2 separate regions of the Homo sapiens genome follow, and region 2 is linked to region 1. A link is an interaction called in ENCODE POLR2A ChIA-PET data of the cell type or tissue named here. Cell type or tissue: OCI-LY7. All regions are shown on one strand. Links, peaks and the distances in the headings refer to the core of each region. The heading gives the core; the rest is flanking DNA.

Region 1 (5,376 bases), core at 258-5,257:
ACCTTTTCAAATAACAGTTATTTATAACATTATGTATGAGACATTGTTGTATCACATATTTCTCTAGCAATTGGTCTACAATGGTAAAGTACCATGGATTCCTTCCCAGAGGAGATTCTTGTGAAAATTTATTACAGGCTCAAGATCAAGAGTGTTCTCAGAGAATGATTCCATGGCAGACAGCTGTTCGGCAAAAGAATAGAAAAAAGAAAAAAAGATTCCAGCATCATATGAAAATGGACTTCTGTTCAACAAAAACAGAGCTTATCCAACAGAGATAGAGAAAGGAGTTTCACCTTATTTCAGAAAATGACTGCGATAGCCTTGTCTTGCTACACCAGGTTGAATTAACATAGGCCAAAAGTTCTACGTAAATGTATATTTCTGGTTAAGAAATGTAAATAAACACAGAAAACAAGATATTAGAGATACTGTGACTGCTGAATTCACATATCTTCCTTATCCTAGGTTTGCTAAAATAGATATAATACTGCTGAAATTACAAAATATGATTATATATAATAAGGTTATTCTCAAGTCTAAACACCCCATAGAAACTCTCCTTTCCTAATCCTATTAGCCCCAATTTTATTAAATTAAAAATTATATATTATATGACTTCACCTCTGCCCACTTAAGATGCAGTCACTGTAACAAAAGTACTATGCTATGGAATTTAATTTGATACAGTTATATTTACTACAACTTACTACAATGTAATTCTTAAACTAGGTATTAAAAGACTGGGTTGATATTTCAGGTAATTTTAGAGGAGAAATAACATGTTTGGCAGTGTTTTCTGTTGGTTCAGATCTTAACTCTTAACAATTTCAGGTCCAGAAAGACCTCTACATTGCCCGTGTTTATATACATACGTTGTATGTCTATTAAAGGGATTCAGAGAACACCAGCCAAAGGAGATTCAAGAGGACGTATGTGTTTCTCTTGTGCATAAAACACTTTGCCTAGAAACATGAAAACAGAAATTTCCAAGAAGAAACACATTGACCCATCTTTTCTAATACTAGTAATTTAGCTTAATCTGATGATACCAAGTGATTTTGTCACAGGATCCTTTGAGAGTCACGTCACCAGCCGGAAACCTCTGTGGCCGGCAGCACCTCTGCTTATGTTTCGCTCGCACCAGCTGGGCTCATTCTGCCCACTTGGCCTGGCAGACTGCCCTCGGCTCGCACTACCAGCCTTGATCCCAATGCCTGAGGATGGCAGGCCAGGCGTGAAGCGGTGAGGGGTGTGGGAGTGAGCGAGCGCGAGGTCTGGCCACTGCACACAGATAGGCACACTGGATGCTGCAGTGAGGCAGGCAGCTCCAGGCACCAGCACAGGCACCTGCTCCACGCGAGAGGCTGCAGCTGGACCAGGCATACTTCAAGCGGCTTCCACTGTGGGCACCGGCGTCTGGACGAAGGGAACATGGTGGCACCTGAAAACTTGGGAGTCACCAGCAACTGCAGAGCCCCCCAAGGGCGGGGGGTGGGGGTCATGCTACAGCTCTCTTTCCCACTGCCTGCAGCTCAGCGAACCAGGGCGGGGACATGTTTCAGCCCACTCAGTCCTCCTGCCTCACTCCAGCCCACCACTCCCGGGATGGCTCAGCCCCACCACCGCTTCCCATCACGTGGGGCAGCTGCCCAACACCAGCAGATGGCGGGAGGGCTATAGTGTTACAGCTCTGGCTCAGGGAATCCCAAGGTCTGGGCCTCCAAAAGACTCGCTGCTCTTCACTCCCCTAGTCGAGCAAGTGGGAGCATGTCATCGCCCACTGCTCAGTGAGCCAGCCAGGAAAGTGTTATAGCCCTTTTCATGCCCTCTCTTCTGCAGGTCATGAGTTCTTGTCCTGCATCCAGGAAAAATGAGGTTACGTGGATAATCGGAGGGTGAGCAAGGCAGAGAAGAGTTTCACTGAGTGACAGACAGCTCTCAGCAGAGAAGAGACGCAAGTGGGTAGCTCCTATCTGCAGGCAGGTAGTGTTGACTCGTGGATGAGTCCAGGGTTTTTATGGGCTCAGAATGGAGGAAGTGTGTGTTAACTGGCCCATGGGTGGGAGGAAGTGCGTGCTGATTGGTCCATGAGTGGGCCTGGAAAAAGCACCATTTGATTCATTCAAAGGCATTAAGAAAGTTCTCACTCTGGGTACTGGATTCTACTTGGAACTGGCGGCCCGGTTTTCAGGCTTCAGGCTGTCTTTGGCTTGAAGGTCAGGTTTCACTGGGACCTGTCCCATCCACCAAGGAATTTGTCTGCCTCCTACTGCTATCAATTTGATTCATATTTTGTTTTCTTCCCTCATTGTTAATTATAAGCAAGTTTTACAGGCAGTTGCCAGTAATTTAGTGAGTACTTTACCCAAAAAAGTTTGGCACAAAGATGCACTTATACTACTATAATGTAAGCTCCTCCATTAGAATATATGTTCCTTGAGAGCAGGGTTGTCTCTCTTGTTCTCCATCATATTTCCTGTGCCTAAAATAGTGCTCAGCCCAAAGGAGGTGCTCAGGAAGAGCTGCTGAATGAAATGACCGAGTGTATCACAAATGTGCAAACTCCTGAAAGTTATAAACATTATCGTAGTTCCTTGTTTCTTCCTGTTTCACTGCATATTCTGTGCAAAGGAATTAAATGTACAGTGAATAGAAGGGAAGGGGATTAATCCAGAAGTCTTTTAATTCTAGAGAGCTTTCTCATATTTTGATTTCAAAGCAGAATCCTTATCCCTTTAGCTTTATTACTGTTGAGGCTTGTCCTTGGTCTGCCACAGCATATCATTAGCAATGAAGGCCCCAAAATTTCTATCTACTGTTGAAGTTACTACTTGGGAAAGAAAAAACAAAAACAAAAACAAAAAAAAACTCCTGCTGAACAATAGGGACATCTGCTGGCTAAAATGACAAGCTTCTATTCTTAAAATACTGCATCTAGATGCACAAGACTTGGGCAATAAGGTTTAGAGTAACACCAAATATGTGATGTGTTAAAATAACTTCTTTCCACTTGAAAAATAGGTAACATGTGTTTGTTTTAGTCCAGAATTGTCCAAGTAGCAACACTATCTGGAAAAATACTGTGTGATCGCCAGTAGTCAGCTGTTCTTGCCAAAGAATAGAAATGGCTAGCTTCCAAGTCTTCTGGCTTAAGATAATTATCTTTAATATCAACAAACATTTAAATGTCTGCTAAGTTAAGGTATTGTGCCATATATTAGCAAATCAAAGCTCATGGCAAAGGGGTAAGATGGCCCATTTCTGCTATGTCTGGGCATGCACTGAGCTCTAGTCTCAGAGGAATAGGAATACTATTCAGTCTTAAAAAAGAAGAAAATTCTGCAATATGCAACAACATGGATGAACCTTGAGGACATTATACTAAGTGAAATAAACCAGTCACAGAAATACAAATACTACATGATTTCACTTATGTTAAGTATCTAAAATAGACGAATTTTTAGAATCAGAGTGGAATGGTGGTTTACCAGGGGCTGGGGAGAGGGGATGGGGAGTTAGTAATCAGCGGGCATAAAGTTTCAAGTAAGATGAATAAGCTCTAGAGATCTGCTGTACAACATTGTACCCATAGTCAATGATAATGTTTTATATACTTAAAATTTTATTGAGGGCAGATGTCATGTTGTGTTCTTACCACAATAAAGTTTTTTGAGAAATTCAGCTAACATTTGCAAGGGACAGCCTATCACCTGGCAGTGCTCTGCTTTCACCATTTTATAAACATTTTACAAGCCAGTTGCTTTCTGCAAATATGCTTTCATGCACTAGCTTGACAAATGCTTTCCCACCTTGCACCCCCTACTATGCTTCTTTATTCTTACCTTTCTGCTTAAGTATCTTCTCAGAAAGGCCTACTCTGAACTCTCTATGTAAAAGTTCACTTTCAGAGCACCCAAGTTGTATCTTTCTCAGAACTTACAAAACATGGCAATTATTGCTTAGTTAACTAATACATTGTCCCTCTCTCTTCCATGCTAGATTATAAAGGAACAGGTCTTTGAGTCTGGGTCTGGATATTATCCTGTTTTAGTGAAGTATCTGAACTGTTTTGTTTTGCACACCAAAATTACAAAGACAGAACAAAAATTTTTATCCTTATTGGCTAGGAGTATTGGACGCCTTAGCTCTCCATTCCCTTGATAAGGAAACACTTTTCTGGCTAATATTCTATCAATAGGTCTCAACAAAGATTTACCACAAAAGAAGAAAAAAGTGAAGTGGATATAGAGAGGTTGTCACCAGGCTGAGGTATTAAAAGGATTGCAGAGATGAGACACATAGGCAAAATGCAAGGCGGGAAAAGGATTGTAAGATGGAGTGTCATAAGGCCCAGAGGGAAGCCTACAGGAAGAATCTGAGACAGGAGACCACCTGGTAAAGCCTGGTGTGTGGGCATAACTGGGACAGTTTATTCATTCCTCCATTAGCACAGCAATCTCCATCAGCTGGAAGGCCCTACAGTGTATACCCATCAGCTATATTAACAGGACTCAGAGCCTGTGTAGAAAGAAAATTACTCAGTAATTGTAATTTTCTTTTACTTTGAACAAAAGCTTATAAACATCTTTTTTTTTTCTGAATTAGCAAAAGATGATCATGAAACAACAGAACCTGCTTCTCAGTATTTGAAATACTTTATATTAATATATCAACCTGTCATAAAAGGCAATTTCATCATCAATCACTGATGAGGTTCACAAAAGTGTTATAGACACCTGGAGTCCAACAAAGTCAATTTTAACTAGCAAATGCAGTAAATACCATAGCTAAGCTATAAATACTTTAATAATTATTGTTTAGGATAGAAATACTTCTAATGATTTTTCTACAAAACATTTAATTCCTAAATAGGTAAATCCTTGGATAATATTTAAAACCTCATCCATTCCCTAGGTACACATTGACTAAATAATGAGGTACGGATAACATAGAAGTATAACTGCAGAAAATTGCTCTAGGAATCAAGTTGTGTTATGGATAGTCTTTACATTGATTATTCAAGCTAAAGGGATAGAGACGTTATTATATTTTTTTAAATTATGCATTAAGCTAATATTAAAATACATTTGTCATCCCCAAATAAATACCAATTGACTTGGGAAAAGGTAGTTATAAAAGAAACTCAACCAGAAAGGGAGAATTTAGTTATGAGGATGCACTTGACTTTTTGCGGGGAGTTAGCAGCGTGCAGGCTGACCTAAAATTTAGCAGAGGAGAATGGATAGCCCGACTATAATTTATATATCACTATTTTGTGCCTTAGCAAAAATAATCCTATATGGTTATGTCTTATGAAAAATATGGCTCATTAGGAACCACCTTATCAATGTTAATGTCAACAATTTTGCATAT
Region 2 (5,376 bases), core at 317-5,316, 64 kb after region 1:
GAAGAGGTTGAGAGGGGGGAAGAAGAGGGGAAGAGAGAGAGGTGGGAGAGAGACAAAGACATAGTGAATGAGAGAGCGAGAGTGAAAGAGAGTGAGACAGAGATTGAGACAGTGAGACAGACAGAGTGAGACAGAGAGTGAGATAGTGAGAGAGAGAGAGAGAGAGTGAGAAAGACAGTGAGAGAGAGAGTGAGAGAGAAAGTGAGAGACAATGAGAGAGACAATGAGAGAGAGACAGTGAGAGAGACAGTGAGACAGTGAGAGAGAGAGAGACAGAGAGAGAGACTGAGATAGAGAGCGAGAGAGACAGTGAGAGACAGAGCGAGAGAGAGCGAGAGCGAGACACAGCGAGAGAGCGAGACACAGTGAGAGCGAGACACAGTGAGAGCGAGACACAGTGAGAGCGAGACACAGAGCGAGACAGTGAGAGCGAGACAGAGCGAGACAGTGAGAGCGAGACAGAGCGAGAGACAGTGAGAGAGCGAGAGACAGTGAGAGAGAGACAGTGAGAGCGAGAGAGAGAGAGAGCAAGAGACAGTGAGAGCGTGAGAGACAGTGAGAGAGTGAGAGACAGAGAGAGAGGACAGTGAGAGAGAAACAGGAGGGGGACAGAGAGACAGAGGAGGGGGAGGGGGGACAGAGAGAGAGACAGAGGAGAGGGAGGGGGGACAGAGAGAGAGGAGGGGGAGGAGGTGACAGAGAGACAGAGGAGGGGAAGGGGGGACAGATGGGGAGGGCGGGAGCGGGGAAGCGTGTGGGAGCGGGGAACTGCCACATGCATTTAAACCATCTGATGTCATGAGAACTCGTTCATGAGACAGCACTGGGGGATGGTGCTAAACCATTAGAAACTGCCCCCATGACCTGATCACGTCCCTCCCTGCCCCTCAACATGTGGAGATTACAATTTGACATGAGATTTGGGTAAGGACACAGCCAAACCATGTCATTCAGCCCCTGGGCCCTCCGAAACCTCATGTCCTTCTCACATTTCAAAACCAATCATGCCTTCCCAACAGTCCCCCCGAAGTCTTAACTCATTCCAGCATTAACTCAAAAGTCCAAGTCCAAAGTCTCATCTGAGACAAGGCAAGTCCCTTCCACCTATGAGCCTGTAAAATCAAAAACAAGTTAGTTACTTCCAAGATACAATGGGGGTTACAGGCATTGGGTAAACAGACCCATTCCAAAAGGGAGAAATCAGCCAAAATGAAGGGGCTACAGGCCCCATGCAAGTCTAAAACCCAGCAGGGCAGTCATTAAGTCTTAAAGCTCCAAAATAACCTCCTTTGGCTCTATGTTTCACATCTAGGCCACACTAATGCAAGGAGTGGGCTCCTAAGGCCTTGAGCAACTCCACATGGCCCTGTGGTTCTGCAGGGTACAGCCCCCACAGCTGCTTTCACAGGCTGGCGCTGAGTGTCTGTGGCTTTTCCAGGCATACAATGCAATCCATAACGGCTCCCCCTTGCAGCAGACTTCTGGACATCCAAGCATTTCCATACATCCTCTGAAATCTAGGCGGAGGCTCCCAAACTCTTGCCTTCTGTGCACCCACAGACCCAACAGCACGTGGAAGCCACCAAGGTTTGGGGCTTGGACCCTCTTAAGCAACAGCTCAAGCTATATCTTGGCCCCTTTTAGCCACAGCTGGAGCTGGAGCAGCTGTGACACAGGGCACTGGAGTCCAGGACCTGATCCACAAAACCATTTTTCCTTGACAGGCCTCAGGGCCTGTAGTGTGGGGGCTGCTGTGAAGCTCTCTGAAATTCCCTGGGGACATTTTCCCCATTGTCTTACCTATTAACATTCAGCTCCTCAACTGCATCTCATTATTGGGCCACCAGAAATAGCAGCCTGACCCTCAGTTTGGTCTAGGAACAATACCTCCAGGCACTTTGTTCTTCCTTTTATAAAAGGCTCAATCCCATTTTATACTCATCCCTTACCCTCCCTACCCACGAGTTCCTCAGGCCACTGAAGACAGTGATTGTCTTCTCCTGGGATGGGGAAAGAGCAAGGCAACACATTGAGCAGGTATTAAATGCCCAAAGGGTGCTACTTCCTACCATTGTTTACCTGGACTGAGTGATTCAGACCCTTGAGCCACATCCTACAATTTTGCCTCCAAAGTTCTGCATTTCTCAAGCAAACTTAAGGGTCCCAATACCATAAATAAAAGTTTGATTCTCAGAAATGACTTTGCTTCTCTTCTTCCAAATCACAACTTCTCACCATGAAAGCTGTGTAAGTGGCCCAGTCAGAAGCCTAAGGGGCCAGGAAAAAGCATAACGAGAGGATGCAAAATGTGGGAGAAGGTTTATTTTGAGCCCAGCTGAATAAAGAAACCTCAGGCCCTGTGTCCAGGGATTTAATATGGGTCCCTCAGAGCAGCATGGCTCTGACTGTACAGGAGCTTCCCCTTGCACTGTCACTAGAGACAACCGGAGGTATAGCAGCCACACAGGTGGAAAGCAAGGAGACATTCTGTCTCACTGGCTAACTCTAGGACGCCGCGAATTATGACCCATAGGTACTACTGCTCTGAGACTTCCCAAAGCAACACCAGACTTTGAACAGTGCCGAGAGCACGGGATGTGCAAGAGAAAGCATTTATGAGAATTTGGGCACACCCACCCTTTACAACTTTTACACTCGATTCTCTCCCAAACACATGACCTCCACTGCTACATGTGGACCTGTATTTTAAAAGTTACAACTTTTAAGCCTTAGTTTTCATATTTGTACAATGTCTACCATGTGAAGTCGTAATAAGGATTAGAAGAGAATACATAGAAAGCCCCTACAAGAGAGTATCTGACATTCAGTAGAGGGTCAGTAAATGGCAGCTAATATGGTATTTGCACTATTTATACCATGTCTAAGGGGGAATCTTACCAATGAGAGATCAGGCTCCTCAGAGCTGAGAGAGCTGAGCTGGCTTCACACCCTGGCCCCAATTTCTATGGCAGCTCCAATTTCAAATGCATTCCACCATTCTCACAGGGACACTGAGGTTTATCCACCCATATGTCCCTTCAGCAACTCAGAAAATATGGTCACTATACCCATACATAGCCTATGAGCCAACTATAAGAAAAAAGTGACTCAATTCAGTAAGCAAAGGATATTACCAAAGACCAGCAAAAATCACATCCAGAGAAAACTCAGTAGACCATCAGCTTCTGAGAGACCAGACCTCAGTTTAAGTTTTTTTTAATACAATATTTTATTTACTACTGGCCTCTGCTACATACAACTTAGCAGAAAGAAAAAGAGAAAAATGATTTTAATTGCATGAGAGCTTGAAGCACCATTTCCTGTTTTGATATCTAGCATATCCAGGTTTCTAAACAGTCCCTGCCTTCTACTGTGAGCTCAGAATGTCCCAAGAATGTAGGTTACTTTTTGATAACGCTAAATTCTCACTTTGCTTAAAACTTAATATACATGAAATCAAGAACTTGGTAAGTCATTGTCCCTAGGGCTAAAAAGGCTACAAAAATGAGGAAACTGGCACCTACCATTAAAGAAGAGCTTATTCTATAGTTAGGAGGCAAGACCTACACAAGTCCCTCACAGCACAAGGAGTAAGTGCCAGGGCACATCTTTGACAGCCAGGCTCACAGAAGGAAAGTGAGAAGAGACTGGATTACAGGGAAGGTTCTAAAGTAGGGAATCAGACTGAGCAGAATTCAGATATTTAGAGAAGAGAGGACACAGCAGAAAGGAGAACGACATTTATGAAGAGCAAAGAGGCAGCTAAAAGAAGGGGTCCATGGAGAGGTATTAGCCTGGACTGGGCTTACACACAGCAAGAGTAAGGCCAGTGCATCTCAACCCTTCCTATGCACCAGCATCCCCTGAGGACCTTCCAGAAATACCAGTGCCTAGGCCCCACACCCAGAGATTACAGTCCACTGATCTAGGGGTGGAAGAGAGAAAACTTAGAGTACTAAAGAAAAAGTGATGGCATTTATTTTTCTTAATTACTTTTCTAGCACACACAAAAAAAGGCAAAGTTGTTTTGGCAGGCTGAATGAGAGGAGAGGAGAGAACTGTTTCACCTTTGGGTGACTAACCCTCCTTTGAGAGAAATAGCTGTGCTTGATCACCTAGAAGCTCTATCTAGAGGAAATAAACTAAAGCCTGCACTCCTCAGAGAATAGCATTGGTAGCTCTAAGACAGAGGAAGGGGCTGCTGGCACAGACCCAGCTATCTTAATCATAGCTTTATTCTTTTTCTCTTCTTTGCATTTTTAAAAATTATTTTATTACCATCCCTACTGATCCTTGTTCTTAAATAAGCGACAACAAAAATGGCATGAAGTAGCAACTCTAATCTTACATGATTATTTGCAGAGGCCAAATGCTCCAAGTTTGAATTGCTTGACTAACACTAATCATAAAAAGCCCTTGCTTTTCACCGTCTTTGTTTTCTTCTTTTTTTTTTTATTGGGGGGATGGGGATAAAGGAAGATACTTTTGTCTTTGGAACCAAAGATCTGAGCCTCAGAGCCCACTACACTTGCCCCCTCCACAGAGGGCCTCCCTCTCACTATGGTATCTACTGAGGAATTCAGTGTATGTACCTTCTCCCCAAATCATTGACTTTATATATCACATCCAAGAAGGAATAAAGGAGCAAGAACTGTCACCACCCTTCTTAGAGGATGAGTCACTTATTTTGTGATCAGTGACCACCCACAGAGTGGGCTGATTTAGAAACTCGTTTGCACTACATGGCACCAAGTGGAGAGTGTTCCTTCTTTTCCCATTTGCCCTAGCTATGGGATGCTGCTTTGCTTTCTCGAGAAAACCATTCTCTCCCTCTCCTCCTAGTTTCACCAGTCTAGATGGACTGAAACTGACTTCAGATGATACCACAGCCAGCTAATAAGTTGAGATCAAGACTGACTCGCAAGCCCTGAGAATAATTTAGTGCTCTTCTAACACAAGACAGTGGGAAAGACTGTCCAAACTGTGTACTAAAGCTTGTACTAAAGAAAACTTTTAAAGGTAGTTGTGGGCAGAAGAGGGGAGGACATTTTCAGGTTTTAGTTTACCCTAGGGGGCAGGATGGGAGGGAAAAGCAGAGGAAGGCGATTCATTGAACCATGTTTCCCAAAGTATATTCTGCAGAAACGTATCTAGTGAATGCTCTAGGGAGCTGGAGTTAAGAATTGAGTAAGGCGTTGTGCTAGGGCTAAAAAGGCCACACCACCTAAACAGTTTATAAAGTGCTACTCATCCACCCTCACCAACTATAGTCACAATGAAAATTGGCATATTAAAGCTTCCAAAGTCCCACAACAAAGAAAAATGTTTCACAAACTTGGTTATGGAATCACCATAACATTTCAGCTGCTTTAAAAC

The links. ChIA-PET counts read pairs that join two places held together with the same protein. Peaks named below come from ENCODE experiments on the same cell type or tissue, not always from the same donor. Only the 100,000 strongest peaks of a DNase experiment are listed, where the experiment ranks them.
Region 2: POLR2A ChIA-PET joins it to region 1 with 13 read pairs; 29 of 35 experiments call an interaction of 5 or more read pairs at or near these places.

What each region holds. Positions count from the first base shown.
Region 1 is chr7:87,145,660-87,151,035 of GRCh38, forward strand. No RefSeq gene overlaps it. Among named protein-coding and RNA genes, the nearest start is that of DMTF1, 4.1 kb to the right of the region's middle. In OCI-LY7, for the core only: CTCF peaks have their summits at 2,893 (motif pointing left) and 3,094; a DNase peak (open chromatin) is centred at 2,912.
Region 2 is chr7:87,209,339-87,214,714 of GRCh38, forward strand. All of the region lies in intron 1 of TMEM243 (transmembrane protein 243), which reads right to left. Among named protein-coding and RNA genes, the nearest start is that of TMEM243, 7.7 kb to the right of the region's middle. RefSeq lists an enhancer at 3,324-3,373. In OCI-LY7, for the core only: no CTCF peak of the experiment used is centred there; a DNase peak (open chromatin) is centred at 3,346; H3K4me3 peaks cover 1,629 bases; H3K27ac peaks cover 2,466 bases.